2 separate regions of the Homo sapiens genome follow, and region 1 is linked to region 2. Evidence: chromatin loops called from intact Hi-C (ENCODE). Cell type or tissue: heart right ventricle. All regions are shown on one strand. Links, peaks and the distances in the headings refer to the core of each region. The heading gives the core; the rest is flanking DNA.

Region 1 (15,028 bases), core at 4,087-12,086, 110 kb before region 2:
GTTTCTAGATGGATCTGGTGGCGCCTGGGTTCCTCACTGAGGACTTGGAGGCTCCAGGCTCCAGGACATTCCCAAGTCCCCCAGCCAGGACCTCAGAAAGGACACTGTTCTGGGTGGGTTTGAGAGGAGCAAGTTAGGGGTGCTGAGAGGTGGGGCTGCTGTTGCCCCTGGAAAGGGGGTCATTTGTAGGCTGATGTCTGTGCTGGGATCCCAGTTCGAGGGTTGCAGGAGCAGCCAGCGGGACCACAGGCAGAGTCGGCCAAGGACTGGTTGCCCCTGACAGCAGCAGAGAGGTGGACAAGGGAGTCTGGGGAGAATGCCACCGGGTGAGAAGTTAGGTTTAGGGCTTTGGTTGGGCAGATTTATGGAAGACATGAAAACACCAGGTTTTGGACAGAGTGATATCTTAATTGGTTTGTGCTGCTACAACCTGATACCTTAGATTGGGCAATTGATAGACGACAGGAATTTATTTCTCACAGTTCTGGAGGCTGGAAGTCCAAGATCAAGGCCCTCGGTGTCTGGTGAGGGCCTGTTTCCTGGTTCATAGATGGTGACTTCTATGTGCCCTCACATGGTAGAGGGGTGAGGGAGCTCCCTGGGGTCATTATTATGAGGCCCTAAGCCCATCCTGAGGCTCCAGCCTCATGACCTAACCACCTTCCTGAGGCCCCAGCTCCTCATACCATCACCTTGGGGTTCAGGTCTTCAACATAGGAATTGGGGGTAGGGGGGCGGGTCACAGACATTCTGACCATGGCAATGATGCAGAAAAGCCCAGTTTGAGGTGGGCTGCAAAGGGAGACCCGCGGCCGGCTCTTGCAGTCCTGCGGGGGTGGAGCAGGTGGTGTAGACCCAGCTTCCTACCTTGGGGCCCCAGTGGCCCTCAGCAGCATCGTGAATCCCTTCATGCTAGGTGTAGTGTGTGTGGATTGTTCTCAGGGTTTGTAGCTTCATCAGATCATCAGGGCTGCTCGACCGCCGAATGTGAAGGCCAGGGTTTCCTTGTCCTATGCTACAGCAGCTCTCTCTGCGTGTCCTGGTCCCCAGGCTGCCCATTGCCCTGATGAAGATGCATGGTGGAGCTTGGGCCTGGAATGAGGGGGAGTGGAAGGAGGTGAGTGCAGAGATGGACAAGGGCCCCAGGGAGACTGGGGCCATAGGATGCTGTGAACTTTGATGGAGGCCTCAGAGATGTAGAGCAGGAGGGCTGGCCTCTCGTAAGATTGGCTCCTGTGGCTCTTGTTTTAGCCCCTTCCAGCCCCCATCCCTGCCTCTTGTTCTCCATTCTCTGCATAGTCCTGGGGTGCGTAAAGATGATGTGACGAGGCTGAGGCACCGCCCTGCACCAGAAAGTTCTTGGAACTCGCCAAGGGCACATTCCTAAGATGCAATGTTGTGAAGCCACCTCTGCTGTCCCTTGGAGAATTCTCCCGCTCCCATTATTAAAAATCTGAACATGTGTCTTGATGTCTGTTTATTTATTTATTTATTTTTTGTGAGATGGAGTTTTGCTTTGTTGCCCAGGTGTGAGTGCAGTGGCGTGATCTTGGCTCACTGCAACCTCCACCTCTCAGGTTCAAGCAGTTCTTCTGCCTCAGCCTCCCAAGTAGCTGAGACTACAGGCGCGCGTCACCATGCCTGGCTAATTTCTGTATTTTTAGTAGAGATGGAGTTTCACCATATTGGCCAGACTGGTCTCAAATTCCTGATCTCATGATCCGCCCACCTTGGCCTCCCAAAGTGATGGGATTACAGGTGTGAACCACCACGACCTGCCTGTCTGTATATTTAAATATGCATTAAACATGGGGTTGGAAGAGTGACATGGGAGGTCTATATACACGGGCGTTGCGAGATTTGCTTCTGCCTTCCAGTGCTTTCCCTTGGGCTCCCTCTGGGGAGATTTCGGCTCTGGGAGATTTGCGGCCAGTTTTGCCATTACCAGGTGAGTGGAAGGGCTCGAGGGGGTCATGCAAAGCTTCCTCCTGCTCATGGCCTTGGACATAACCAAGGAGGGCTTGGACTTGGACCCTGAGCAGGGTTTTCCTGCAGGTGTACACAGAGGAATGTCCCATAGGGTGGCTGTGTGGGAGAGTGGGACCCTGGGGAGGCAGAGCTGGGACCCTCTGCTGAGGGGGGCCCCAGGCAGTGGGCCTTGTCCTCTCCTCATGCGTGGGAAACCTGCCCAGGGAGGCTGTGGTTATTTTGTCCCAGTTTTTCCATCGACGAAACAGGAGTCGGTGGAAATTTGCAAGTAGGTGATGGGAGAGGTGGGCCTGAACCCCAAGTCCTTAGAATGAAAACCTGGGCCTTTCTTGGTCCCTGCAGGTGTGCTCCACTGCAGGGTGGGGAGGTGCTGGGGTCGGCCTCTTTGAAGTTGGGCTGATGGACACAAAGGGGTTGGGGTTGGTGGAGGCACCCACTCTTGCATGGAGGAGGGTGTGGGACCCTCTGCCAAGTGTCAAGTTAGCCTGAAATGAGGCACAGACTGGGAGCTTTGCTTTTTGCCCTGGGGTAAGAATAAAAGAAGAAAACAATGCAGGCCGAGGAAGCATTCCTAGGAGGTGGCGCAGCCTCTTTGATCCTCCTCGGCACCGGCTTGCTGTAGCTTGCTCTTATCAGGACGGCAAATACCCTGTTTCCTTTTATGTTGGGAACCTACAAGAGGCTCTGATGCTAGAATCGGGCTCCCTCATTCTTGCCTGCAGGAAGCAGTGTCCTGTATACAGGCGTCAGCACCCACATGGGGGTGGACAGTGGAGGGCCAGCCTGGGCCTGCCTCGTGTGCTCAGGCCTCCTTGGTGGGGGTGGGAGTGGTGCAGAAGTTCTCGTCATTTGTCATTTGCCAGAGGGACGATGGGCAGACAGCAGAGATGTCCCGAGGCCTGCTCACCGCAGGCCTTCTACGCAGCCCTCTGGAAAAGAGGCCATCCTTCCAGTTTGGAGACTTCCTCTGGAGAATTCCATGACACACATTCTTGAACTGTGGATGTAATCCAGTAAGGCGTGGTTCATGGCATGTGGTGTGGAATAATTCATTGTTGGACAGTTTGCTCTAGGAATGGCGTGGCCTCCCTACCTCCTCCCACTACATGCTAGTGGCCACCCCAGTGGTGGTGATGGTTAAAATGTCCTCACATTTCCAAATGTCCCCAGCGCCTCCAATTATTAGTAGGCAGAGAAGTCAGTTGGCACTTAAAAAAACAAACTAGGATGAAAAATCCCAGAGAGTATTCTGCCAGTTGCCACGTCATATTCCCATAAAACCTTCAGTTATTTACCCATATGGGTGCTTTACCTGGTTGTTACTTAAGATAGATTTCTGTATGTGTTGCAAGGAAAGGCATTGCAGAAATGGACAGGACCATTTTTTTCGTTCCACATTGTGACTCTTCCTTTCCTGTATTTGAAAGATTAAAAGATAGCACCCCCTAGATGGGTGAGGGTTGGGTTAAATAGTAGTGTTGGGACAGAAAGGTCCATTTGTGAGCTCGCTGCAGGCAGGTTTGATGGTTCTGGTGGAAGTAGCCTTGGCGGCTGCTGGTTTTCAAAGCCTCTGACAAAGCTGTGCATATCACCCGTGACTGCACCCTGAGGAAAGACGAAAAGTCAGCCTCTCCCTTACGTAGGACGCTTGTAAACTTTCCCAGACGCACTGTTGGTCTTAAGGATTGTTCTGACCCTGGACATTTGCAGGACTTGTCCAAGGTGGATCTGAGCCTCCTCATGTGCTCCAGGCAGAGATCAGGATTCGGATGCATCACCAACTGGTGGAAGATGGGGACTAGGCACCCTGCACACCCTGCACAGGTCAGGTTCTGTTGCTCCCCGCCCCCGCTGCTCCTGGTTATCGTCTGTGGGGGGCATGGCTTGGTGGCAGGGACTGGAGGACAGAGGGCTGGGAGTAGGGCCTCTTGGCTGCAACCTGCCCTTCTGCCCAGCACCGTTGCATTGAGAATCGCCAGGTGCCATTCCTTCCTTGCATGCCATGCTCACTGTACCAAAGACTTGTGGAGTTTTGCCATTTGGGTTTATGGGAGGTTGCATTCCCCTCAGCCCAGCCAGTGAGAGCGGGCAGCGTCTGGCCTGGGGCCCGCACTTTGCAGCCCCTGAAGATCTCAGCTGTTATGCCTCTGCTTTGCTTCCCTCAGCTTGGGAAGCTTCACTCGCCCCTGCCCCCAGAGTGTGACTCAGATGTACCCACTGACCGGAGGAACTTGTTGGGAGGAAGTCACAATTATGGGCTTAGGGAAAGAAAAGTCAAACAACCAACAAAATAATAATCATGCTCGCCTGTGGATTGGGCCTAAGGGATGTGGGGCCCTCTGTCGTCCTCGGTTCCCTACCTCAGAGCTTCAGATGCCCAGACTCAGGCCGGAGGCTCCTAGGGCCCCAGGACAGGCAGAACACCCACATTCATGGGGGTGCAGAGTTGTCCCCAGATGGCCTGGAGAGACCCCTGCTCAGGGGGTCTTGGCCCTTAGTGTGTCTCAGGATGAGGACTCTAAATAATCTATCTGGGAACCTCCTTAGAGTAGCTGACTTGTTTTACTAAAGGTAATTTTTTAAAAATCACGTTTTGATTTTAAAGTGTCTCCAGGATCTTCTGCAGTTTACTAGAACCTCTTACTGCTCAATTGTCAACAGGGTTATTCTACAAAAGAGGGCATGTGGGTTCAAGGAGAATCTGAACATGGGATTCACACACTGAACTCCAACTGGTTGCCTCCGCCTTTGTGTGTGTTTATATGCGTATGTGTGTATGTAAGTGCACGTTCCTAAATGTATATGTACACAAGTGTATGTGTGTCCACATGAACACACACATGTATACCGTGCATGCATGCATGCACACCTACATGTATGTGTCTATGTGCATGTAATGTGCATGTGTGTATTATGTGTGTGCAGGCTTACTTTGGAGATACTGCAGTTTGGTGCCAACTGGACCATTGCAATAAAATGAATATTGAGATAAAGTAAGTTGCACACATCTTTTAGTTTCCCAGTGCATATAAAAGTTGATTATACTAAGCTGTAGTTATATTAAGTGTGAAAATGGCAGTATGTCTAGAAAAACAATGTACATGTCAATTTAAAAATGCGTTATTGCTAAAGAATGGTAACAATCATCTGAGCCTTCAGCAAGTTAAAATCTTTTTGCTGATGGAAAGTCTTGCCTACAAGTTCATGGCTTTGGACGGATCAGTAGCTACTGAAGGTTGGGGTGGCTGTGGCAATTCCTTAAAATAAGACGATGATAAAGTTTGCCACGTCAGTTGACTCCTTCATGAAAGACTTCTCTGTAGCATGTGATGGTGTTTAATAGCATTTTATCCACGGTAGAACTTTTTTCAAAATTGGAATTAGTCCTTTCAAACCCTCTTGCTGCTTTATTACATTTACACAATTACATTTGTGTAACTTTCTTTTTTTTTTTTTTTTGAGACAAAGTCTTGCTCTTGTCCCTCAGGCTGGAGTGTGTTGGCATGATTTCAGCTCACTGCAACCTCCGCCTCCTGGGTTGAAGCGATTCTCCTGCCTCAGCCTCCCAAGTAGCTGGGATTACAGGCGCCTGCCACCACACCCGGCTAGTTTTGGTATTTTTAGTAGAGACAGGGTTTCACCGTGTTGGCCAGGCTAGTCTGGAACTCCTGACCTCAGGTGATCCACCCGCCTCAGCCTCCCAAAGTGCTGGGATTACAGGCTTGAGCCACCACGCCCGACCACATTTGTGTAATTTTCTAAATATTTTGTTGTTATTTCAATAATATGTACAGCATCTTCTTTATCAAGGGTAGATTCCATTCTTTTTTTTTTGAGACAGAGTCTCGCTCTGTTGCCAGGCTGGAGTGCAGTGGCGCAATCTCGGCTCACTGCAACCTCTGCCTCCCGGGTTCAAGCGATCCTCCTGCCTCCGCCTCCTGAGTAGCTGGGATTACAGGCGCACACTACCATGCCCAGCTAATTTTTGTATTTTTAGTAGGACGGGGTTTCACCATGTTGGCCAGGATGGTCTCCATCTCTTGACCTTGTGATCCACCTGCCTCAGCCTCCCAAAATGCTGGGATTACAGGTGTGAACCACCGTGCTCGGCCCGATTCCATCTTAAGAAACCACTTTCTTTGCTTATGCATAAGAAGCAACTTCTCATCCATTAAAGATTGATCATGCGATTGCAGCAATTCAGTCACATCTTCAGGCTCCACGTCTAGTTCTAGTGCTCTTGCTGTTCCCAGCACATTTGCAGCTCCTTTCTTCACTGAAGTCTTGAACCCTCAAGATCATTCATAAGGGTTGAAATCAACTTCTTCCAAACTCCTGTTAATATTGACAATTTGACTTCCTCTCATGAATCACAAATGTTCTTAAAGGCATCTGGACTGTTGAATCTTTTCCAGATTTGTTTTTTTTTTTGTTTTTTTTTTTGAGATGGAGTCTTCCTCTGTCACCCAGACTGGAGTGCAGTGGCGCAATCTCAGCTCACTGCAACCTCTGCCTCCTGGGTTCAAGTAATTCTCCTGTCTCGGCCTCCCGAGTAGCTGGGATTACAGGCACCCGCCACCATGCCTGGCTAATTTTTGTATTTTTAGTAGAGACAGGGTTTCACCATGTTGGCAGGTAGGTCTTGAACTCCTGACCTCAGGTGATCTACCCGTCTTGGCCTCCCAAAGTGCTGGGATTACAGGTGTGAGCCACTGTACCTGGCCCAAAATGTATTTCTTAAAAAGTAAGACTTGAGGGCCAGGCACAGTGGCTCACGCTTGTAATCCCAGCACTTTGGGAGGCCGAGGTGGGCGGATCACCTGAGGTCAGGCGTTCGAGACCAGCCTGGCCAACATGGTGAAACCCCGTCTCTACTAAAAATACAAAAATTAGACAGGCTTGGTGGCAGCCTCCTGTAATCCCAGCTACTCGGGAGGCTGAGGCAGGAAAATCGCTTGAACCTCGAGGTGGAGGTTGCAGTGAGCCGGAGGCTGCAGTTAGCCGAGATTGCACCATTGCACTCCAGCCTGGGCAAAAAGAGCCAGACTTCATCTCAAAAAAAAAAAAGTAAGAGTTGAAAGTCAAAATTACTCCTTGATCCATGGGCCATAGAATGGATGTTGTGTTAGTAGGCATGAAAACAACATTCATTTCTTTGTACATCTCTGTCAGAGTTGCTGCATGACCACCTGCATTGTCAACAGGTAGTAATATTTTGAAACGAATCTCTTTTTTTCTGAGCAGTAGTGTCTCCACAGTGAGCTCAACAGTAAGTCTCAACAGTGAGCTTAAAATAGTCAATAAACCATGTTGTATGCAGAAGTTCTGTCATCCAGGCTTTACTGTTCTATTTATAGAGCACAGGGAGGATAGATTTTGCATAATTCTTCAGGACTCTGGAATCTTCAGAATGGTAAATGAGCATTTGCTTCAACTTCCAGGCATTAGTTGCCTTAGCCCCTCACAAGACAGTTAGCCTGTGCTTCGAAGCTTTGAAGCTTGACATTGACTTCTCCTCTCTGGCTATGAAAGTCCTAGGTGGCATCTTCTAATAGAAGGCTGATTTTGTCTGCATTGAAATCTGTTGTTTAGTGTAGCCACCTTCATCAATGGTCTTAGCTAGATCTTCTGAATAACTTGCGGCAGCTTCTACATTAGTACTTGCTGCTTCACCTTACTCTGCTATGTTATGGAGACGGCTTGTTTACCTAAACCTCTTGAGCCAACCTCTGCTAGCTTCAAACTTTTCTCCTGCCGCTTCCTCACCTTGCTGAGTCTGCATAGAATTGAAGAGAGTTAGGGCCTTGCTCTGGATTAGGCTTTGGCTTAAGGGAATGTGGTGGCTGGTTTGATCTTCTAATCCAGACCATTCAAACTTTCTTTGTAACAGCAAAAAGGCTGTTTTGCTTTCTTATCATTGGTGTGTTTACTGGAGCAGCACTTTTAATTTCCTTCAAGAACTTTTCATTTGCATTTGCACCTTGGCTAACTGTTTGGCATGAGAGGCCTGGCTTTTAGCCTGTCTGAGCACATGCCTTCCCCACTAAGCTGACTCATTTCTAGCTTTTAAGAGATGTGACTCTTCCTTTCACTTCAACACTACTGGTTATTAATTGGCCTGATTTCAGTGTTGTTGTGTCTCAGGGAATATGGAGGTCCGAGGAGAGGGAAAGAGCAGTCCAGAGCATCAGAACACACAGAACGTTTATCCATTGAGTTCGCAGTCTTATATGGATTTGGTTCATGGCACCCCAAAACAATTACAATAGTAACATCAAAGAGCACAGATCACAAATAACCATGAAAGATATAATAATAATGAAAAAGTTTGAAATATGGTGAGAGCTTCCAAAATGTGACACAGGGACCAGAAGTGAGCTCATGCTTTTGGGAAAATGGCACTGACGTGGGGTTGCCACAAACCTTTAGTTTGTTAAAAAAAACTGAGTATCTGCAAAGTTCAATAAAGCAAAGCACAATAAAACGAGGTCTGTCTGCCTGTGTGTGTCTTGTTGATTTCTGCAACGGAGGCAGAGAGTGATTTTTTGTTGTTATTTTTCTTCTTGTTTCTCCAGGCAAATTGTTTCTCGCCTTCACTCATGTGCCAAGCTCTAGACGGCTTCCTGGCTTGGCAAGATTACTGTTAACGCATCCCTAAGCATTCCTTTTATTTGTTAAATCCCTGTTATTCTGTTAGAATCTATCTTGCAGCCAAAATAGCCTCAGGAGAAAAATAATGAAAAAAAAAGAAATGAATTAGGTGTGCCAGAAGAATGTGATGGGCGTGGGGAGGTTTATGCAGATAAATATGGTGGGTAAGAATGCCGCCCCTTTTCAATGTCTGTTTAAATGTTTCCATTTTCCTTGTAAAAGCACTCCAACACAAGAAGTGCATTTGCAGAGAGGCCAAGGATCGCTCCCGGTGGACACACGGTTTTGTAGCCTCCCTCTCCACCCCACCCCTGCCCCGCTCCAGCTGTGCCTTAGCAGACGTCATTCCCTGTTATTTCAGTCTCTGCAAGTGCAAGAATTTAGGGTGATAACAGCCATACTTCCATTCCATGAATTTGCACACTTCTTACTCTCTACTTATCTAACACACATGTGCACAGTGTGAACCTTGGTCTGCTGACTTAACTTTGCCTGTGTGGGGTGTTGTTTCTCTCCTGTCTGTGGACACTTACTGAGTTGAGATTCACAGGTGTGGAAAGAGCAGGGTCTGCAGTGCGAATGTTTTCGTAGTTCTCATTGTAGACTGTCCAATGACTTTTCAAAGTGCTCCCCAAGGCATGAATTATTCCACTGGGGGTCTCCTTGCCTGTAGTTTTGAACCCTGACCCAGCCAAAGGCTCCCCTGCTCCTGGTGGCTATGCTGGAACTCTAGCTCCTTCCCTTTGGCCTGAGGTGGCCACACCCAGGGCTCCAGCCACATGACGTTTTGTGCCCTCACCCACCTCCTCCGTGGTCTCCCCATTTGCTTAAGGAAACACCTGGAGTGAGACAGAACCATCCAGTCCATGGCTGTGCCCCACTGGGCCTCCACCTTCAGGACGTGCCCAGGGTCTAGCCACCTGCTTTTGCTCAGTTCCCGAGTCCAGCGGCAGGAAGTGGACACCAGGCCAGCCTTCTGCCCGGGAGCTCAGGTGCTAGAGCTTGTCTGCCCTCTGTGCAGCAGGGAGCCCACCTTGCCCATTTGAGAAAGAAGCAGGGGCACTCCGAGGAGATGCTTCCTGAAGGAACCGGGTGTTTTAGGAAGATCTTCCTGGCGCTTCCCACAGGTCTGGTGAATGCTATTCACCCAGGCTCCCAAGAGGCTGAGCCCCTCCTTGCCCTTTTTCTGAGTGAGCTCATGTTCCTTGGCTGGGTGCAGACTTGGGAGATGTGCTCAGTCACTCCACAGCAAAATTCTGTCTCTTTGGGGTGGCATGACTCCTCAGGAGTGGGGTAAGACTGTTTAGGAATGACCAAAACTTAGGTCTGTTTTGTTTTGTAACTTTGTTAATATCCCATGGGCGTTTTCCATATAAGTGAATATGGATGTGATTATTATTTTTAGTGACTTCATAGTATTCGAATCCCATTCTATGTTAGTACCATAAAATGACCAGAGCCCAGTTGCTGGCTATTAAAACTGCTTCCAGCCTTTTTTGTTGTGCATAATTCTGTACCCTGCCCTTCCACGTAGATCTTTCCAGGCATGGTCATTGCCTTAGAACACATTCCTTGAAGGAGAATTGACCATTGTGATATGTGTTTGAAATGAGAACATAGAGATTTTGTTCTCATGTGCCTTGCCCATTGAGACCCTGCTGCAAATGTGTCTTTGTGCTTCTATCTCCTGGTCCTAGCTGTCTTGCTGTGGGACAACTAGGGACAGCATCTTGCTTACATGAGGTTGGGAAGGTGAAGGTCAGAGGGACAGCAAGCCAAGGTTACCGCCTTACAGGACGGATCCTGTGGTCTGGCTGCTCACCCATTTGTTCTACGCGTTTATCTTTTGCAAAGGGCTGTGCAGTTCACCAAGCCCTCTCCATACATCAAGGCTTCCTGTGGACATTGCTGGCCATGGAACCATGGGGCCGTGTTTCTATTCCCATTTCCCTTCTTCCTTCCTTCATTAATTCAGCAAACAGGCATGGACCCCTTCTCGCGTCTGGGCCTTGGATAGGTGAAGGGCAGGGTGAGGGTGCAGGGCTTCCCTGTGATGTAAGAACTTTTGTGGGGCCCTGAGGCCTGGGGCCAGAAGACCTTGCCCGATCCACCCTGAGAAGGCCTCGCAGGGGAGACCTCAGTGTTGCATTTGGGGACCAATGTTTAGCTGAGTGGGGATGGGTGGGAGGGATGGAAGAGGGGAGAGGAGACCAAGGCATGGGTCTGGCACCCCTGTCAAGAGCCAAACGAAGTAACTAGGTTGTGGGGATGGGGTGGGAGGGCGGGGACGTGGGTAGAGTTGATACTGCAGTGTTCTGGTCAGAGCATGAAAAACCTGGAATGGGCCAGTAGGTGGTCTGTGTGCCAGGGCCCATCAGGAGTATCATTCATTCATTCAGCAAATCCTTAGCTGTGTTCTAGGCAGGGGGATCCCTCTGAACCGGATGGACAGATGGACTAGAGTTTATGCCCTCTTAGAGGTGAGTTTTTCATACCCGATGACTGTAAGACCAAGGTGGATGGACTTTTCCCTAGGGCCTCATGCAGGAGAGGCATAAACTGAGCAGGGATCTGGGGGAAGTGAGCCCGTTTGTAAGGACAGCAAGTGCCAATGTCCTGAGGCAGCACCTGGCTGAGGAGGTTGGAGAGCAGGCCAGAGACAGGCAGGGGCTAGATCACATTGGTCTGTGGGCTCATGAAGAGAACTTTTTTTTTTGAGATGGAGTTTCCCTCTGTTGCCGGGCTGGAGTGCAGTGGCGTGATCTCAGCTCACTGCAACCTCCGCCTCCTGGGTTCAAGTGATTCTCCTGCCTCAGCCTCCCGAGTAGCTGGGATTACAGGCACCCGCCACCACACATGGCTAAGTTTTTTTGGTATTTTTAGTAGAGACAGGGTTTCACCATGTTGGCCAGGATGGTCTCAATCTCCTGACCTCGTGACCTGCCCACTTTGGCCTCCCAAAGTGCTGGGATTACAGGTGTGAACCACCGCGCCTGGCCAAAAGAACTTTCATTTATTTATTTTTTAAGGGTGTAGATTCTAAAAGCTGGAGAGGGTTTTGTGCTACATTGTCATGTCCTGATTCCTGTCTTAAGAAGCTCCATTTGGTTGGCCTGTGGATGCACAGAGATGGTCAGTTCAGTGGTGGGTGGACCAGGATGGTGGGAGTGGAGACCGGGGAACTGGGCCTTTTTGGGGCTTTATTTTGCAGGGCTTGCTGACAGATTGGCTGTGTGCTGTAAGAGAAAGAGAAGGAGCCCCAAGGTTGAGACTTGACTGTGTGGGGAAGTGGTGCTATTTGTGCAGACCGAGCAGCAGGGAGGACATGTTGGGGAGAAAACTGGGAGTTCTTATTTGGAGGGTTGAAGTGAGCGGTGCTTCGGGGATGGCCCAGTGAAGGTGGGAGCAGGTGGTGCTCAGGACTCAGCAGGTCAGGGGAGAAGAAGCTTGGAGTGGTCAGGACCATCAGCCGGCAGACAGGTGGTGGGAAGGGTGACAGCCGGCCTGGGGGTGCATTCACAGGGAGGACCTGCAGGTCGGAGCCCAGGCACCCTGAAACTTAGAAGTACCCAAGGGGATAAAACCCTCCAAAGGAGGCAAAGGCAGGACCAGTGAGGTAGGGCACGGGGTCACAGCGACCAGGGAAGAAAATGCATCAGGAGATGGTGTGTTCAAATGCGGCTGGGATTGGAATAAAATGAGGGACAGGTGTCCCTTACTGGGTCTGACAGGCTATGGCTAGGTGGTGACTTATGGAAAGTTGCAGTGAGATGGGTTGAACATGGATTCTGGAGCCCATGAACCTTGGGGTAAGGGGCAGTGACTATAGTCAGCCTTTGAGGAAGGCTTCCTATAAGGGGAACAGCAGAGAGACAGGCCAGGTATGGGAAGGCTGGGTAGGCATTCAAGGAGGGTTGTGTTTTCAAAGATGGGATGTGTTACAGCAGGCTGTATGCCACTGGGAAAGTTGGCACAGGCAAGAAAAACGTGAAGGTTAGGAGCTGGAGGGACGGGGTGGGTGGTGACTCACCCCTATAATCCCAGCACTTTGGGAGGCCAAGGAGGGTGGATCACCTGAGGTCAGGAGTTCGAGGCCAGCCTGACCAACATGGTGAAACCTCAACACTACTAAAAATACAAAATTAGCCGGGTGTGATGGTGCATGCCTGTAGTCCGAGCTACTTGGGAGACTGACACAGGAGAAACGTCTGCACCTGGGAGGCAGAGGTTGCAGTGAACTGAGATCGCGCCACTGCACTCCAGCCTGGGCGACAGAGTGAGACTCCGTCAGGAGTTGGAGAATGAGAGCCAGGGTGGCTGGGGACAATGCTGGAGCCCGCTGTGCATGTGCATCTGGGTTTGGCACCTGGCAGCGATGCACATGAGCTGGTGAACTGCAGTGGTCTCCATTTTCTTCTGGGCTGAGGTTTGTTGGGAGGCTTTAGCTCCTGTGCGTGTTGCTGCACAGAGCAGCTATGCACTGATGAGAAAGGACTGTGGAGGGGTGGATGGCGGCGTAGACGTGGGGCCATGCTGAGGGCTCCTGGAAGTCTGTGACCTTGGCTTGCTGTCCCTCAGACCTTCATCTTCCCTACCTCATGCAGGGAAGATGCACAATGTGGACCTGGCCATCTGATGGAACTATAGGATTGTCCCCAGTACCTTGTGCTGGTGACTAACAGTGGACACCTAGAGGTCTGGGAGGAGCAGCTCCCGGAACCCCATTGATAAAAGTGTCTTCGTGTCCAGTGTGTGCCGCTGCCCCCTGCAATTTCAGCAATTTCAGCAATTTCAGCAGAAGCATGCCTCCAAATCTAATGTCCCCAGGGCTCCACTGAGTGCTGGTTACTCCTTCACGTCCCACCCACACTTGCCTTCCACTCCCCGACACAGGCCCCTTATCTCTCTTAATTCTTAGTCCAGTTGAAGTCAACACAATTCTTCGCTTTGCCCTCCGCCCCACTCCCACCCTTTGCTCCTGAGCCTCTGCTTACCTGTTTTGGTCAAGGCCCAGTCTACACTGGAGCCCGACACACACTGCCTCCCTCCCTCCTCACCCTGGAGGGTCCACTGCCTCCTTGGCTTTATCTTCTCTCTGCTCCCTCCTAGGCTATAAACTCGGGAATGAATGAATGGACAGATGAACCCTGCCAGTATAATTGTAAACCATCTAATCAGAAACTCAAAGGGCAGCAGATAGGAGGCCACAGCTCAGGGTGTTCCAAAGGCCCAGCCCAGGGCGTGACTGAGGGGTGTGGTAGTCAAGGGGGTGACCTTAAAACCTGGCGTCTGTCTTTGTCATTTTAGTCATTCCATCCGCAGCGCCTGTTGAGCACAGCCGTGTCTTACCAGGCGGGTGCTGAGCGCACACACTGAGAGACCGTGGTCTTGGCACACGCGTAGTTTATAGTATGAGTGGGGTATGCCGCAAGCCCATGTCTGTTCCCTGCTAGCCTGGGTGGACAGTGATGGCTGTCACTGCAGACATGGGATGAGAAGCTTCAGTGGTGAGGTGGGACTTGAACTGCCTTTTTCTTTGCTTGAATAACATTTAAAAACTTTTTTTTTTAAATAAGGAGGATAAGAGGATTGTGAGTACTATGCTGTAAGTATACTTTAGTGATATTTAAAAAAATTATAAGAGCAATACATCGAACCTTTTAGGAAGCTGAAAACAGATGTGTAGAAATTGCCACAGGCTCCCAGCCTCAGCACCTCACCGTCCTGGGCCACCTGGGGAGGGGTTTTCCTCAGGCTCTTATTCAGTGGATGTGCACAGGGCTGGGACGCAGGAAGACTGTAAGGAAGGAGCTCTCCTGCGGTGACGGCAGGTCCTGGGAGCTCAGTCCAGCTCCGGAACAGCAGTGCTGCTGTGCGGTGACTGTGTGTGAGGCCAGGGGGTGCCGGACGTGGACGCCACGTGAGACAAGTGGCTCAGGTAAGATGGTTAAGGTCTGAGCCTCAGCGCCTCATTAGAAGCTTTTGAGGTCGGTTGCAATTTGATCATCCGCTTTAGCAGATGAAGAAACTGTGGCCCAGAATAATTAATAATAAACCCGCAGGCAGTGAGTAGAGGAGTGGGGTCGGGGTCCGCCGCAGCTCTCTGGACCACCTCAGTCCAGGCCTCCTGGGGGAGGCTCCAGGCTACAGGAGAGCAGGGCACCTGCCTCTATCCCCAGATCTCATGGCTCTCTGTGCTTCTTAACCCAACTACAAATCAGAGCTCCTGGGAAGACTGTGAAGAAATATCACTGCCTAGGGTTCCCCCAAGACTGTGGAGTCCCCTGACTGTGGTGTAAGTGGTAGGGGTGGAGTTTGTGTGATGTCGGTATGTTTTTAACCAGCTCCTGCAGGGGATTTGAGGAGCAGTGTTGGCTGAGAACTGCTC
Region 2 (15,028 bases), core at 4,001-12,000:
TGAACTAAGGAAGGAAGTGGTAAAGGAGAGAATGGGGTTGGGGGAGAGGAAGGAAAGAGGGAGGGAGGAAGGCCAGTGGGCATCAGGCATCTGTTACCTGGGATACAGAGGTGAGTAACCTGCCCTCCCAGCAGCTCGAAGTAGGTTTTGTTTTTCCTGGGGGAACTTTTGAGAGGCGGTTCTCCCTAGTGGCTAGTCCCCAGGAAGGCACAGCCACTCAGCTTCCTGGTCAGAAGGCTCTCCCGGAGAGCGCTGTTCTTGTTCCTGTCCCTCAGGCCCTTGGCAGGCTGGCCCTCGGCAGGCTGGCCCTCAGCCCCGGGCGGACATTGTCCTGTGAGCTCCATGCCTGCGTGCTCACCGTGGGGCCGGGCACACCTGCCAGCTGCTCCTGGCTGTGGTTCTGGGGACTCCCACACTCACCAGGCTCTCCCACCTGGTGGGCTATTCCAGCTGCCTCCTTTATGCCCAGAGCTGCCGAGACATTAACACGAAGAGGGGTGTGCTTGACTAAAGCAGGGGAAGGAGCGAAACGTAGGAGGAGCTGTTTCTGGAAGGGAAAAGCAGCCCTGGCCGGTGGTCCCTGCCCAGGCCCAGCACAGTAAGTTCCCAACTCCCCACGTGCCGCCTCTCGGCTGGGCTGGCACTGGGCACTTTGTCTGTCCCTGGCCACCCTCCTCTGTGGCCTCCGGTACTGGCTGCTTTGCAGTGAAGGGGCATTTCCAAGTCATTTTTCCCCTTTCACTTCAATGCTGCAGATGTTCGGTGGGACCTTGTGTCCTAAGAACCATCCGCCCCATCTGCCCCTTCTTGGGAAACTTATTTGTGAGAAGAGCAAAGGGGAGCTTCCGACTTCTTTGGAAATGCTGACATCTCTGTGTCCTCCCTGAGTGTTGCTTACCTCTCCCTGCTGCCAGTCTTCCTGAGCTGCCTCCTTCCATATGGTTCCAAACCAGCCTGAGCTCCTGGCCAGGGAGGCAGGATCCTGTGACTATTTCGTTACAAATAAATAGAGATACAATCTTAGTCTGTTGTTTCTCATAGTTGAACATGAAGGTAAAATGACAAGATGACTTTATTTTAGTTTCCCACCCTCCATGGGGTGTACTTTCTCTGGCAGTTCTTAACGATTGCTGCTTATGTTTAAAAGCATTAAGCAGAAAATCAAGTTGGGCAATCCTGACAATTAATTGGTTCCTGGTATTCTTGTTCTGGAAGGGAAAAAAATGTCTTATTAACTGTGTGGCTTTGGGAAAATCACTTACCCTCTCTGAGCATTGTTTCTCCTACTGTTAAATGGGCATTGTGGTCACAGCTGGTTTTGTGATCTAAGGGGGATCCTAATAACTTGTGGATAAAGTGCATTTCCAGGGCCTCACAGAGGCCTGACACAGAAATAAGATGATGGAATAAGTAGCTAATATTTCTTTGGCACTTATTACTGGCCAGGCACTGTTCTAAGCCCTATGTTTATGTTTCCTTATTTAATCCTTCCAAGAATGCTGTTTCTGTCTCCCTTTTCCAGATGAGAAAACTGAGTCACACAGAGGGCAAGTAAATTCCCAAGATCAGACGGCTTACTCGAGCAGTAGAGCTGGCTGCCTACCCAGGCATTAGTATTACAAAGAGTGTGTGCTGAACCCCCAAGTCGTATGTGCTGGGTGGTGGAGGAATCAATGAAGGATGAACAAATAAATGCCTTGAAATTTGCCAGCTGAATGTTGTTCAGGTTGTTGCCTTTGAAAAAGATTTTACATTTATTTCTTCTCCATTTGCTTGGTGAAACAAAAACAGAATGTGCAGAGGTGTCTCAGCCCAACCTGTTTAATTGTCCTCACCTCACACATGGCCCGGCAGCTGTGATCTGTGTCTCTCGTCACCGGGCTGTTCATAGTCCTGCTTCCTTGTGGATTTATCCGTGGCTTTTGTTTCTTTTGATTTATTTATTTATTGGAGATGGAGTCTCGCTCTGTTGCCCAGGCTGGAGTGCAGTGGCACCATCTCGGCTCACTGCAATCTCCACCTCCTGGGTTTGAGCGATTTTCCTGCCTTAGCCTCTGGAGTACCTGGGACTACAGCCACATACCACCACGCCCGGCTAATTTTTTGTATTTTTAGTAGAGACAGGATTTCGCCATGTTGGCCAGGTTGGTCTCGAACTCCTGGCCTCAAGTGATCCATTTGCCTCCACCTCCCAAAATGCTGGGATTACAGACGTGAGCCACTGTGCCTGGCCTTTTGTTTCTTTTTACAGAGCTGTTTACACTGCTAGTTTTCAGGGCTGGTCAGGCTGCTAGGAGCAGCGCACAGGCCCTGGGGACACCCAGGGGAGCTGATATTCTCTTTGCAGGCTTAGGCCTTGCTGGGATTCCTAACATGACGTCCATAAAAGGGCTGCTTTTTCTTATTTTTTAGACAGCGTCTCAGGCTGGAGTGCAATGACATGATCTTGGCTCACTGCAACCTCCACCTCCTGGGTTCAAACAATCCTCCTGCCTCAGTCACCCAAGTAGCTGGGTTTACAGGCACCTGCCACCACACCTGGCTAATTTTTGTATTTTTAGTAGAGACGGGGTTTCATCACGTTGGCCAGGCTGGTCTTGAACTCCTGACCTTGTGATCCCCTGCCTTGGCCTCCCAAAGTGCTGGGATTACAGGTGTGAGCCACCATGCCCTGCCAAGGGCTTCTTTTCTTTCCTCTTCACCAAAAGCCAGTGAGGACAAGGAGAGGCAGGGAACGGGGTGCCATGTTTAACCTATCCTGGCACTGCCCTGCACCCATATTGGCCCCTGGGTAAGCAGGAGTGAGGGCCAGTGCTAGTTACTGCTTCTTTGGCCAGCCTGGGCTGTAGCTAGAGGCCTGGCAGATAGTGGAGACCTGCTTTCTGCCAGTGGTCAGAGCCCCCCTGGGAAGAGGGATGGTCACCTCTGCTCCAGGGTCTTGGGTCTTAGGGAGGCAGAGATGCTAAGGGGACTGCTTCTTAAAGGGTAGTCTTGGGGAATTATGTGAGAAAACACTTAAAAAATGTGTATTACCGTTTTCAGTACTTGAGTAGGCACAGGGTACTGAGGTCAGCTCAGTGGGTGAGAAAAATCCACAGTTTATAGTCATGTGTATCCAAGTCACACTGTTAGCTTTTACCGAGCTGTCAAGCTGATGCTTAACCACATTGCTATTCTGTGGGCACTGTCTTCCTAAATAGGCCCCAGTTATTCCATGTTATGACCTTGGGAAGGAGCAGATGTCACTGCTTTTCATCCTATTCTTCTTTTAGATAAGCCTGTTAAAGTCAATGGGTACATTTATTTTTGTTAACCCAAAACTAAAGCTAACTAGCTGTCTGTTATTGAAATCTAATAACAGCATCCTCATGCCTCTTCAGATGGCCAGATGACTCCACAGCCACTTTGGGATTAGTGGTTCGTTTCTTCCTTTCTTCATTCTACAGACTGCTGTGCTGGGTGGCTATTGTGTGCAGAGTGCGGCCCCAGAGGCTAGAGATACCTCTGGGAGCTAGACTGCCAGTGCCTCTGCTGGATCCGCATGGGAGGGGGCTGTAGAGCTCAGACGAGAATTCACAGTTAGTTGTTTTCTTGCAGTTGTGGTCGGCACAGTAAAGTAGACCAGGGCTGGGCGTGGTGGCTCACGCCTGTAATCCTAACACTTTGGGAGGCCGAGGCGGGCATATCACCTGAGGTCAGGAGTTCAAGACCAGCCTGGCCAACATGGTGAAACCCCATCTCTACTAAAAATACAAAAATTAGCCGGGTGTGGTGGCGGGCGCCTGTAATCCCAACTACTGGAGGCTGAGGCAGGAGAATCACTTGAACCCGGCAGATGGAGGTTGCAGTGAGCCAAGATCACCCCACTGCACTCCAGCCTGGGCAACAGAGTGAGACCCTGTCTCAAACAAACAAACAAAAACAAAACAAAAAGGAGACCAAAGTAGAAAGGAACATATGACTCAGGTCGGGTAGGGAGATCAGATTATGCTTTGCTGGAAGTTGCCATCTGAGCCAAGTGCTTGAGAAATCACAGGAGTTAACCAGGTAAAGCTGGGATACATGAATGAGGAGCATTCTAAACTGTGTGGTATGTGCAAAGAACCTGGGGCAGGAGGAAGCACAGCAGGTAAGGTAGGGACAGGGAGTGAGGGAGGCACATGAGGAGGCAGGGGCTGGCTCACCCAGGGCTCTGAGGACCAGGCTGAGCACCTGCCTTTCACCCCATGGCAATGGGACGTCAGTGAAGGATGCTCCATTTGAAATGCCGCACTAGCATTAATTGCACGACATAGGCTTGGTTTGCTGCAGCTGACTCTACTCTTCACACTGCCTTCCACCTGCAGGATACGCACCCGTGCCAGGCGCACAGTGCTGAACGTCGAGCAGTGACTTCCCTGGGCAGTAGAGATTCTGTACAGTTTAACTGGATGTATCGGCAACATACAGTGCAAGGCTCAGGGACAATCTGCAGTGAGCAAGGCTGGCTTGTTAGTCTCAGGCAGGCATTGGACATTTTTGTCTTTATTCTGTGAACAGTCTCACAAGGGAGACATCATTGTCCCGCTCCACAGATGGGGTCACTGAGGCTCATGAGTGCCCTGGCCCAAGATTCTGCAGCTGGCAGGTGGTGTGGGACTCACACCCAGGTCTGTCTGATTTCAGATTTCATTACTATACTGTGAGGTTTTGGAAACTGTTGATTTGTTCAAACAAGCAGTCGAAGGACATAGGTTAAAAAAGAACCAAATTCTGGCTGGGAGCGGTGGCTTACGCCTGCAATCCCAGCATTGGAAGCCGAGGTGGGTGGATTGCCTGAGGTCAGGAGTTCGAGAGCAGCCTGGCCAACATGGTGAAGCCCTGTCTCTACTAAAAATACAAAAATTAGCCAGGTGTGTTGGTGGGTGCTTATAATCCTAGCTACTCGGGAGGCTGAAGCAGGACAATCGCTTGAACCCAGGAGGCAGAGGTTGCAGTGAGCCGAGATCGTGCCACTCCATTCCAGCCTGGGTGGCAGAGTGAGACTCTGTCTCAAAAAAAAAAAAAAAAAAAAATCGAATTCCCACCAGAGTTGGGCTCTCATTGATTACAAGCTTGTCTCGAAATTAACCTTCCTGTCAGGTGGGGGCTCCCAGATCCTCAGCTGTGGAGAGGAACATCAAACCAGCTGGGATCCCACCCCACCTGGGGAGGATCCCATGTCTCCCTGGGACGTCGTGGACTTCAAGGAAGTTTTGTTGCAGAGGGAATGGGGCCTGTGTCTTTCACTCTTCCCTCCTCCCTGTGCTCCCCCTCTGCATGCCCCACATGGGTGAGTGCAGAGGAGGCTGCTGGCTTTCTGGTGAGTGTGCTTACTCCTGCCCGGGTGGTGGCCATGGTGTTGATGTGACAGCCAAGGGAGCAGCTCCAGGGATGGCTGCTCTGGAAATGTGCTTTGGCAGTGGCCTTGGGGAATCTCCAGTGGCCCTTTCAGTCCCAGCAGTCCACAGCCTCCCCTCCTTCTGCCAGGGCCCCCAGCCTCCTGCTGTCTTCTCTGCCTTCTTTAGGTGGATGTGCTTGGCTCTTCCCTTGTTCTGCTCCCAGATGTGCAGAAAGACTCTTTGAAGCTCAGGTCTTCCTTCTGATCAGGGCTGTCCTCCTGAGCAAGAAGCCGCAGTTCACAGTGGAAAGCATGGTTCTCATAGAGATACTAGAGCGAGCATCATCACATGTTCTAGAGTTGTCCGCTGGTCTTGGCAAATGGCGCGTGGTGGGGTGGGGCGCTGTGGGATGGGATGAGGCTTTAGGGTAGGGTCTTTAGGGTGAAGCCTAGGGTGTGCTAGGATAGCGCACTGCAGGATGGCGCCCTGCAGGAGGGCACAGCGGGACTGAGAACTGTAGGGTCACTGCAGGACCATGTGCCATAGGGCCACTGTGAAAAGCAGGTTTGCCCTAGTGTGCCATGCGTGGATTGCTAACTCCAAGGTGAGGTCGGGACATGAGCGCACAGTCCTGGAAAGAGGAGGGAGATGAGGCCTAGGCGAGTGGAGGACCTTTCCTGAGGCTGCAGGTGCCAAGCGGTGGACCCTTAACTTGGACCCAGACTGCCTGATGTGGAGCCTGTGTGCTTTGCCATAAGGCTAGGCTACTTTCTCCCAAAAGAGGTGTTTTTGCCTTCCTGCCGCTTAGTCTGCTCTCGCCCACTGCTGTGACACACTAGGAAGTGCTCTGTCCTGGGCAACAGAGCAAGACTCCATCTCAAAAACAAACAAACAAACAAACAAACAAACAAACAAACAAACATATGTGGAACCAGAATGACCCTCCAGGCAGTGCATCTAATTTTTTATCTGAGGAATGCCTCTCCTCACTTTTCACTCACTGACTCAGGGAGTCCAGGACTGGGATGACCTCCAAGTGTTTGATCCACAGCTGTCATTTTACCGGAAGAGAAAGGGAGTTTAGTGACCTCATTGACCTCATTGAGCCCATGGGGCCAGTTTGTCACGTGGCCAGGATGAGCTCCAGGACCTGTAGAAGGAAAATGCTTCTAAAGAGCAGTCTGGCCGGGCACGGAAGCTCATGCCTGTGATCCCAGCACTCTGGGAGACCGAGGCCAGTGGATTGCTTGAGCGTCAGAGCAGCCTGGACAACATGGCGAGACCCCCATCTCTACAAAAAAAAAACAAAAATTAGCCGTATTTGGTGGTACATGCATGTAGTCCCAGCTACTTGAGAGGATGAGGTGGGAGGATGATCTGAGCCCGAGAAGTCACTGAGAGGCTGCAGTCAGCCGTGATCATGCCACTGCACTCCAGCCTGGGCGACAGTGAGACTCAAAAAAAAAAAAAAAAAAAAAAAAAGGCAGCCTGGAACAGGGCGGTCTTTGCAGGCTTACCTTTTGCAGGTTTAACCTTAACCACAGATTCTACCTGGGCCTCCCTTTTCTCTTTCTCTTATTTGGGTGTTGAAGGCTGTGATAAGAGCATGCCAACAGGGACACAGGTGAGGGAGGCATGGGCTGGGCAGAGGCTGGGTGGGAGGCTTTGCTGTCTGGGTTTTTTCACCCTGGAAAACAAGAGAACAAAAGAAGCAACTTGTGTTTCTATCTCATGGAAACTCTAATCACTAAGGGCTTGGATTTGATTGACATTGGCGATAGGGTCCACAAGGAAACCACAGCTTGGGAAGGCTTCTGAGGACGTGAGCAGGCAGCTCTCTTTTCAAAACACCTAGAGAGTGGAACCTTGCCTCTATTAAAAATACAAAAAAATTAGCTGGGCATGGTAGCAGGCACCTGTAGTCCCAGCTACTTGGGAGGCTGAGGCAGGAGAATGGCATGAACCTGGGAGGTGGAGCTTGCAGTGAGCTGAGATCGTGCCACTGCACTCCAGCCTGTGCAACAGCAAGACTCTATCTCAAAACAAAACAAAACAAAAGAAAAAAACACCTAGAGAGTGAGTTTGCAACACAGATTTGCAGGACTGGTGCCTACAAGTAGAGAGAGTTTTTTAAACCTTATATGAGGTTAGGATTTCGGGTTTCTCAGGAGCCAGGTTTAATATAACCTATAGCAAGTTAGTTTCTCAGTCATCCTTCAGTCATGAAATGCATTATGGTGCACACACAGGGTTTAGATTTGTGCAACCCAAGTGTAGGTGTATTGTTTACTTTCAAATAAAGACTTACAGTGACATTGTATCCCTGAGTCTCCTCTTGACAAGCACAGTATTTCAGAAACTCTTGGCGGCAGTTCCAGTTCAGTATGGGGCCTGGTTCTCATTTTAGTCCAAGTCAAAGCAGCTGAGGGGGTTCTACCCCAGTGTGTCAGGGGGACCTGTCATAGGCATGTCCTCTACTTGGTTCCAGATTTAACCCCTGAATGATTCAGGGGGATTTTAGTCACATGAGATCTCAGACGCTGACTTGGAAGTGATGGAAGGGCCATAGTTTCTCTGCCCTTTTTGGCACGGGGCTAGAACAGCTCCCCCAAGCAAGAGTCTTTTATCCTCACTGATGTTCATGTGATTCAGGGGCAGCCTGTGCAGGAGAGGGTGTGGACCACCTGAAAGCCAGGAGATGGAAGGAGAACAGAGTTTTGGTGTCAGAAGGTGCTACTGCAGCTTAACTGTGGGATTCCAACACGTCCGCCCACCAAATCCTCATTTCCTCATCACCATCCCTATGTTACCAACCTGTAACATGTAACATAGGGGTGGTGATGTCTGCTTACTGGGGTTTCTGCTGGGCTCCGTGCAATGCTCTTCAGGGTTGTGCTATGGAAGCTGCTGAGCACCACATGCCTTGGAGGTGGCCAGACCTGTGTTTGCACATCTGGAGGCATGAGGTGGACAGATGCGGGTCTGGGGCTGGGGATTTGAGTGGGTGTCAAGCTGTCTGTGTTTTTGGAGGGTGGCCCTGAGCTGTGCTGGGTTTCTCGCCTCGATTTTAAGTGGATGTAGACTTACATAGAAAATTGGGTATGTTGGGGGACGGGCTGAATTCCTCCTTCCTGCCCCTCTTCCCAATACAGAGGTTAAGGAAGGGGTGTCTCTGGGCAATGCTGGGACACTTTACAGGAACCCTGCATTTCCGAACACTTCATGTAAGCAACTTTGTGCAATTCAACACTTTCTGACTTTTCACCAGCTCAGGTGCTGGGGCCTCCCTGTGGTGATAGCACAGATTACAGTTTCCTCCATTGGCCTTGACCTTAGAAATTATATAACTATTGGTTTAAAAGGTTTTTTTTGTTTGTTTTTTTGGCAGTGGTTGCAATTTGTATGGTTTCGGGGTTTGAACATTGGAGTTACTGTATCGAGGCCTATAATGCTGAATTGGATTCAGAGACTATTGGATTGAGAAGATCCCGTGGGTCTGTCTGACCTGCCCTTCTCACTCTGCAGCTGAGGAAATGGGCCCTGGGTTCCGTCAGGGACAGCAGAGTCCTCATGCCTTCTGGGACCCTTCCCTCCTTCCCTCCTGCCGTCAGGGCCCCGCCTGAGGGACGGTGACACTCCTACCCCATCACGTTGGTGCCGGCAGTGAGCAGTCACGTATTTGTGTGGTTGTCATCTTGGAATGATGTGTCATGTGAGAGTTAAATAGTTTTGCCCCATGAGTTATATAATGCTGTTTATATGTTAAGTTGCGTGCCAGTCTTTCACGGTCAAATGATAAGCGTGACATAGGGTCTGAAGCGACAGCCCACTTGTAGGAACTGGGCCAGTGTACTCCAGCATGGCATTGCAATGGGAGTCACTGTATTTTGGATGCGTGGTCTGGTGAAGATGTGGGACACATATAGTCAGATCCTGGTGGGTTCATGTAAGACCCAGGACCATGGTCGATCAAACTCCTTGCTGTTCTCCCCTGAGATGTTGGCTTATTGAATACTTTTTTGAATTAAATGGGACCCTGGTTAAGCTGAGTTTCCCCATAATGAGATTGGCTCTATTAGGATTGCATCTGAGCTGCTTGAATTTGAGTGTTACATGTACAGATTGTATGAATTAACCTAAACGGGTTTTTGATGTATCATTTCCTTACCTTTTCGGAGACTTCATTTTAGTGCATTCAGTTTACTCTGGGATTGTATTCTAAATACTTTTTTTTTGTTGTTTATTTGTTTGGGACAGAGTCTTGCTCTGTTGCCCAGGCTGGAGTGCAGTGGCACGATCTTGGCTCACTGCAACCTCCTCCTCCCAGGTTCAAGTGATTCTTGTGCCTCAGCCTCCCGAGTAGCTAGGATTACAGGTGTGCGCCACCACGCAGGCTAATTTTTGTATTTTTAGTAGAGACGTGGTTTCACCATGTTGGCCAGGGTGGTCTTGAACTCCTGGCTTCAAGTGATCTGCCCGCCTCGGCCTCTCAAAGTGCTGGGATTACAGGTGTGAGCCACTGTGCCCGGCCGTATTCTAAATACTTTTTATACACACTGACAAGTTGTCCTCTGAAATCTTGCATCTGTTTATATTTCATCAAAACTTTAAAAAATGTTTTCAAGATTTTTATTTTTGCTGCTCTACTAGGCAAAAGAGTAGTCTTCTGTTTTGTAGCTGTCTAGTCTGAGCTGTGAAAGGCTTTGGGTTAGGGCTTTGAGAAGATCAGAGGAACATGTTTGGAGCCTCCTGCAGCTTTGTGGGCATAGGGGATGAGCAGGGGGTGCAGCTCAGATGTCAGGGGTGGGCGGGGTCTGGAGACCACGGGACTTCACTTGACCAGGTCTGCCCAGCACGGGCAGTGGCCATGCGGTGCCAGGCTGGATTCCAAGCCATTGACAGAATTACCTCAGTGAATCCCTGGACAGCTCCATGAGACTGGCCCTGTCTGTTACTATTCTCACTTCAAAAGGCAGGAGACAAAGAAGTGGAGTGGCCAAGGGGCTTTCCCGGGAAAAACAATGAGGAGGTGGACCCAGGGCTGAGCTCACCGGCACCTTGGTGTAGAACTGAAGAGCACGCCCCTAGATCCTGCCCCTGTCTTGGGAGGCTGAGACGATGATCTCTGTGGTTTTGGAATTGGCGCTAGGCTTTGCATTGGTATGATTTCAGGAAAACATCTGTATTGTTGGTCTCCGAAATATACATAGAATTTGTTTTCTGTTCATTTCTTGCCTAAGGAGTCCAGGTGAGCTGCACCTGCCTGAGTGGGATCCCAGGTGTGATCGGGGGTGTTGATGCCTCTGATGGTGGTGTCTGTGGGCCTGCTTTGATCGGGGAGCAGGAGGAGTGCCGGAGGCTCTGTGTCCCCCCAACTCGGGGGTCTCTGGGCTCCTGTGTGCAGCATTACCTGGCTTGGGGCAGAAAGAGACTTTGAGGGAGCCCTGTAGTGGGTGTCTGGGTTTCCCCATTCACCTCTGCCATCTGACAAGATCGCTTCCCTCTTTGAGTCCCAATTTCCTCACTTCTGAAATATTGAAGAGCCTTCTTACTCACACAGTTGCTGGGCATTTTTCCTGAAATAGTAGATCTCTGTCACCATAGTATATAACAACCCTTACACACAAGGAAGAGTTATATAACTATAAAGTAATTATAACCCGAGTCTTTTCTCCCTGTTGAATAGGCTCTTTAAAAAAGAGTAGGTATGACTGAGAATTCCTGAAAGTCACTCATTAATTGGTTCTTTCAAGTAAATAATAGCAGCCATGATAGTCATAGCGCTGGTGTCATCTGGCACCTCCTGTGTTGGAGGGCAGGGCACTGTTTGCAGGCCAAGCGATGCCTACCTTGCCCTGACTGGAGGGTGGCCTCACTGGCTCCTGTGAAAGCCCGTCCTGATGCTGGTTAGTGGCACTGCGTCCTCTGGTGAGCTGAATCACACAACATGGTGTAGACCCTTCTGAGGTGATAAGGTGGGCTTGTAGTTACGATTGACTTGCTGTTTATGATTAAACTGTGGAACGGCTGTCATTGTTCCCTCTCAGTGGTGTCTGTGTCATGTAGACTGGCAGGAAAGGAAACTTCAAAATGACCCTTGTTTTGTTATTTGCAGGCTCCAGGGAGTTCCACGCTGTCCAGTTCTCTCTGCCGTGATAAACCTCTGCGGTGAGTGTCTGTGTGGGTCATGCATTCCTGTGTCTCTGGCTGTAGGTCAGCTCTCTACAGAGGAAACTTGGGCATGGCATCATTTTCTTCTGTAGAAATCATAATTTCTGCTTTGGTTGTAAACATTGCCAATCAAAGGTGATACAGGCCAGGTTTTCTGTCCGTTTCTAAATGCTGTGTCAGGGTCAGAAGCCCAGGTGGTAGAAACACCTGTGATTGTCTTTGAATAAATAATTGCACTGCTGAGGCCTGATTGTGCAAGTGTCACTTTTGGGGGAGACTCCAGGGTGTGCTGGCAAGAGCCCCTTTAGAGCAGATGAGGGGGGCCCTGAGCCAGCATCTTCTGGAGAGGCACTCACTGTGGATCCTCATGACCGTAGGAAGCGCTTTATTTCTGTTCTAACAGTGTTCAATACATTTGAATTGGAATGAAATCCATGTCTGATAAATAAGGTAGAGAAAACAAAATCCTTGGGAATTGTTTGGATGCTGATTTGAACAAATCAACCTTAAAAAATAAATGTATGGGCCGGGCACAGTGGCTCACACTTGTAATCCCAGCACTTTGGGAGGCTGAGGTGGGGAGACCACAAGGTCAGGAAATCGAGACCATCCTGGCCAACACAGTGAAACCCCATCTCTACTAAAAATACAAAATTAGCTGGGTGTGATAGCGCATGCCTGTAATCCCAGCTATTCGGGAGGCTGAGGCAGGAGAATCCCTTTAACCCAGGAGGCAGAGACTGCAGTAAGCCGAGATTGCGCCACTGCATTCCAGCCTGGCGACAGAGCGAGACTCTGTCTCGAAAAAATAAAAATAAATAAAAATAAAAATAAATGTATGGTATTGGATGTTTGATGTTATTATTTCTTTTTGAGGTGTGATAATGGCATTGTAGACATTTTAATCAAAAAGTGCCCTTATCTTTTAGAAATAAATTCTGCAAGATTTATAAATGAAATTACATAGTATCTGGGATTGCTTTAAAGCAATCAAAGTGGTGGAGGAGATTGCTGGAGATATTGATGGACAGAGGTTAGCTGTGTGTTGGTAATTTTGAAGTTAGGTGATGTGGGTACATGGAGGTTTGCAAAACCATTTTATATGGTTTTGAATTTTTCCAAAATTAAAAGAAAGAGAGAAACACATAGGAGTAGTAAAAATGAAAACCCCAAAGCTGGTGGCAGCACTTTGGAGGGACTTAAGGACACGTCCCGTGCACCCATGCCTCTGGCTTTACCTCATGGGGGCACCGATTGGGTTCAACCCCATCCCCTCTCCCTGGAACCTTTTCCACCTCCTCCTGGATACCACCCTCAGCCATAATGTTAGGAGCACTCCTGGGAGGGGCTCAGGCCTCCCTGGGGCCCACAGGGCTGGTGGAGAATCTGTGGTCTGTGGGAGGCCCTTGTCTCCAGTCACATTGGGTGCCTGACTCCACACTGCCAGTCCTGCCCAAGTCCTCAGCCTGCTGGCCATGACATGACCATTTCTGCCCTCTTCCCTCTTCCCTCCTCCACAGTCTTCATCTCACACTTGGGGGCCTGCCCTGGCCACCTGGGCACCTGGTTGGGTGGCCAGCCCCACATTCTACCCTGCATCCACCTGGCCTGTGGCTAGCTGGGTGGGGTCCCAGCGGGGCCCCATGGAGCTCTTAGCCTTCTGATAGGAGTCTGCTGAGTTGCTACTCAGTAGATGAAAGGCCGCTTTGATTATGCCCCAGCTGGTCCCCTCTCCACGTGAGGTCCTGCCTCCTTCTTGGGCCTGCAGGGTCCTCCACGACCATAGCTGGCCACCTCACCAGCCTCATCCTTGGCCGCACCTCCCCCAGGATGCCGCATACGGACACGAGGAGCTGCTTGCTGATGTTTGGCTTCTGCTCACACCATCTCCGCTTCCTCCTGGCCCCCTCCCGGTGCCCCCTCGTGCCGACCTTGACACCTCAGAGCAGGGTTGAGGCTCCCACTCCAGGAGTCCCGCCTGGAACCCTGTTCCTGCTCCCAGTGTAACCACAAAGAGTCCTTCCCGCCTTCGTGCTTTTGCATTTGAGCCCATGCGTCACTGCTCTGAGTTGCTTTCTCTCTGTGCGTTCCCTGACCGCAGCTTGCGGTACCCCGTCATGCCCTGCTAGGAAAATTCAATCTTGTGCCCCTCCCCACACTGCCCGCTGTTATGGGAACACAGCACAGAGGCTGCACACACTGTAAATTCCCGTAGCTGGCCGCCCAGGTGCTGATGTGAACACCCAGGGGATGAGTGTCCGTCGTCTTCACCTTTTTCCTAGAGGATGAATGTCTGCTGCCTCCTTACCCTGTTTCTGATCTGCCCACTGCTCTCTCGCAGGCCCGTCATCCTGAGTCCCACCATGGAGGAGGGCCATGGGCTGGACCTCACTTACATCACGGAGCGCATCATCGCTGTGTCCTTCCCTGCCGGCTGCTCTGAGGAGTCCTACCTGCACAACCTACAGGAGGTCACGCGCATGCTCAAGTCCAAGCACGGGGACAACTACCTGGTGAGCGGTGGGCGGCTCTGGGAGCCTTTGGGCAGGCTCTGCAGCAGGCACTGTGTAGGGATGGGCACTCACAGAACACTGGTTTACACATGAGGGAGAAGCTCAAGGGCCTGGGCTCACACAGCTGTCCGTGGCGCCTTCGTCCTCTGTCTCTCTGCTGCCACGCCTGGGGAGGAGACTTATGTGTCTCTGTAGGTAGCTTTCAGGGACACACGACTGCTGACCGCAGGGATGGCTGTTGCCTTGTCCTGCACTCATCAGTGAGGCTGGCTCCCCAGTGCCTTGGGACATGTCCCCAGCCAGCCACCCTTGCGCTCCCATGCTGCATCCCTCGTATCAAGAGACAAACTTGTGACTCTCCTCCTGAGCCAGAAATTAGGAAGACAAATTAGGTGGGCACCCAAGAAACCAGGGGCTGCCCTGGAGACAAGGAGACAGCTTGATTTTCAAAACACACTTGTCGAGTTGATGGTGGAGCCACATCTGAGGAATAATACAGAACAGCCTCTCACCATCTCTCACCCTCTGATTGGCCCCTTGTTTTCTGTTCCCATGGTTGGTAGCCCAGGTGGAGGCTGACTTCCTTCTGCTGTCAACAGTCACTAATGGGATTGAATGACAGCTCCCTGGCACCCTCTCTCTACCTGCCTTGTTATCTCTAGTAAGGAGGCCTCCTTATCTGTGGTAAAGCTAATCTGCCCTGCAAACCTACAAGGTGTTCATTGTCTTCCTTGCTGGTCTGCTCCAATGACTGGGGCACCAGTGGCTGGGAGAGGTGGACCCAAGTGGCAGAGTAGGATGTGGCCTCCGTCTGATGCCAGAGCAGCCCTGGCCCAGGTGCTACCTGGGTCCTGACCCCTCCCCGATCCTTGATTCACTCAGGCTCCTGCCTCTTTCTGGTCTTGAAGCCCGTCTTGTCTGTGACCTGGCAGTGGACAGGAAGTGGTGGCCAAGCCCCATTTGATGGTGGTGCCTCTCACCAGG

The links. A loop is a pair of places that touch in the nucleus more often than their neighbours do. Peaks named below come from ENCODE experiments on the same cell type or tissue, not always from the same donor. Only the 100,000 strongest peaks of a DNase experiment are listed, where the experiment ranks them.
Region 1: it touches region 2 in a loop (2.0-fold over the local background); 2 of 110 quality-filtered maps call a loop at or near these places.

Annotation. Positions count from the first base shown.
Region 1 is chr7:47,545,822-47,560,849 of GRCh38, reverse strand. The region is part of intron 1 of TNS3 (tensin 3); the gene reads left to right. Among named protein-coding and RNA genes, the nearest start is that of TNS3, 29 kb to the left of the region's middle. RefSeq lists enhancers at 2,332-3,059, 3,788-4,516. In heart right ventricle, for the core only: no CTCF peak of the experiment used is centred there; a DNase peak (open chromatin) is centred at 8,939; H3K27ac peaks cover 945 bases.
Region 2 is chr7:47,438,503-47,453,530 of GRCh38, reverse strand. TNS3 (tensin 3) reads left to right here. Exons shown (of 31, transcript NM_022748.12): 5 at 11,476-11,528; 6 at 13,873-14,044. The coding sequence starts at 13,895. Among named protein-coding and RNA genes, the nearest start is that of SNORD151, 19 kb to the left of the region's middle. RefSeq lists an enhancer at 5,681-6,181. In heart right ventricle, for the core only: a CTCF peak has its summit at 8,644; no DNase peak of the experiment used is centred there; H3K27ac peaks cover 2,853 bases.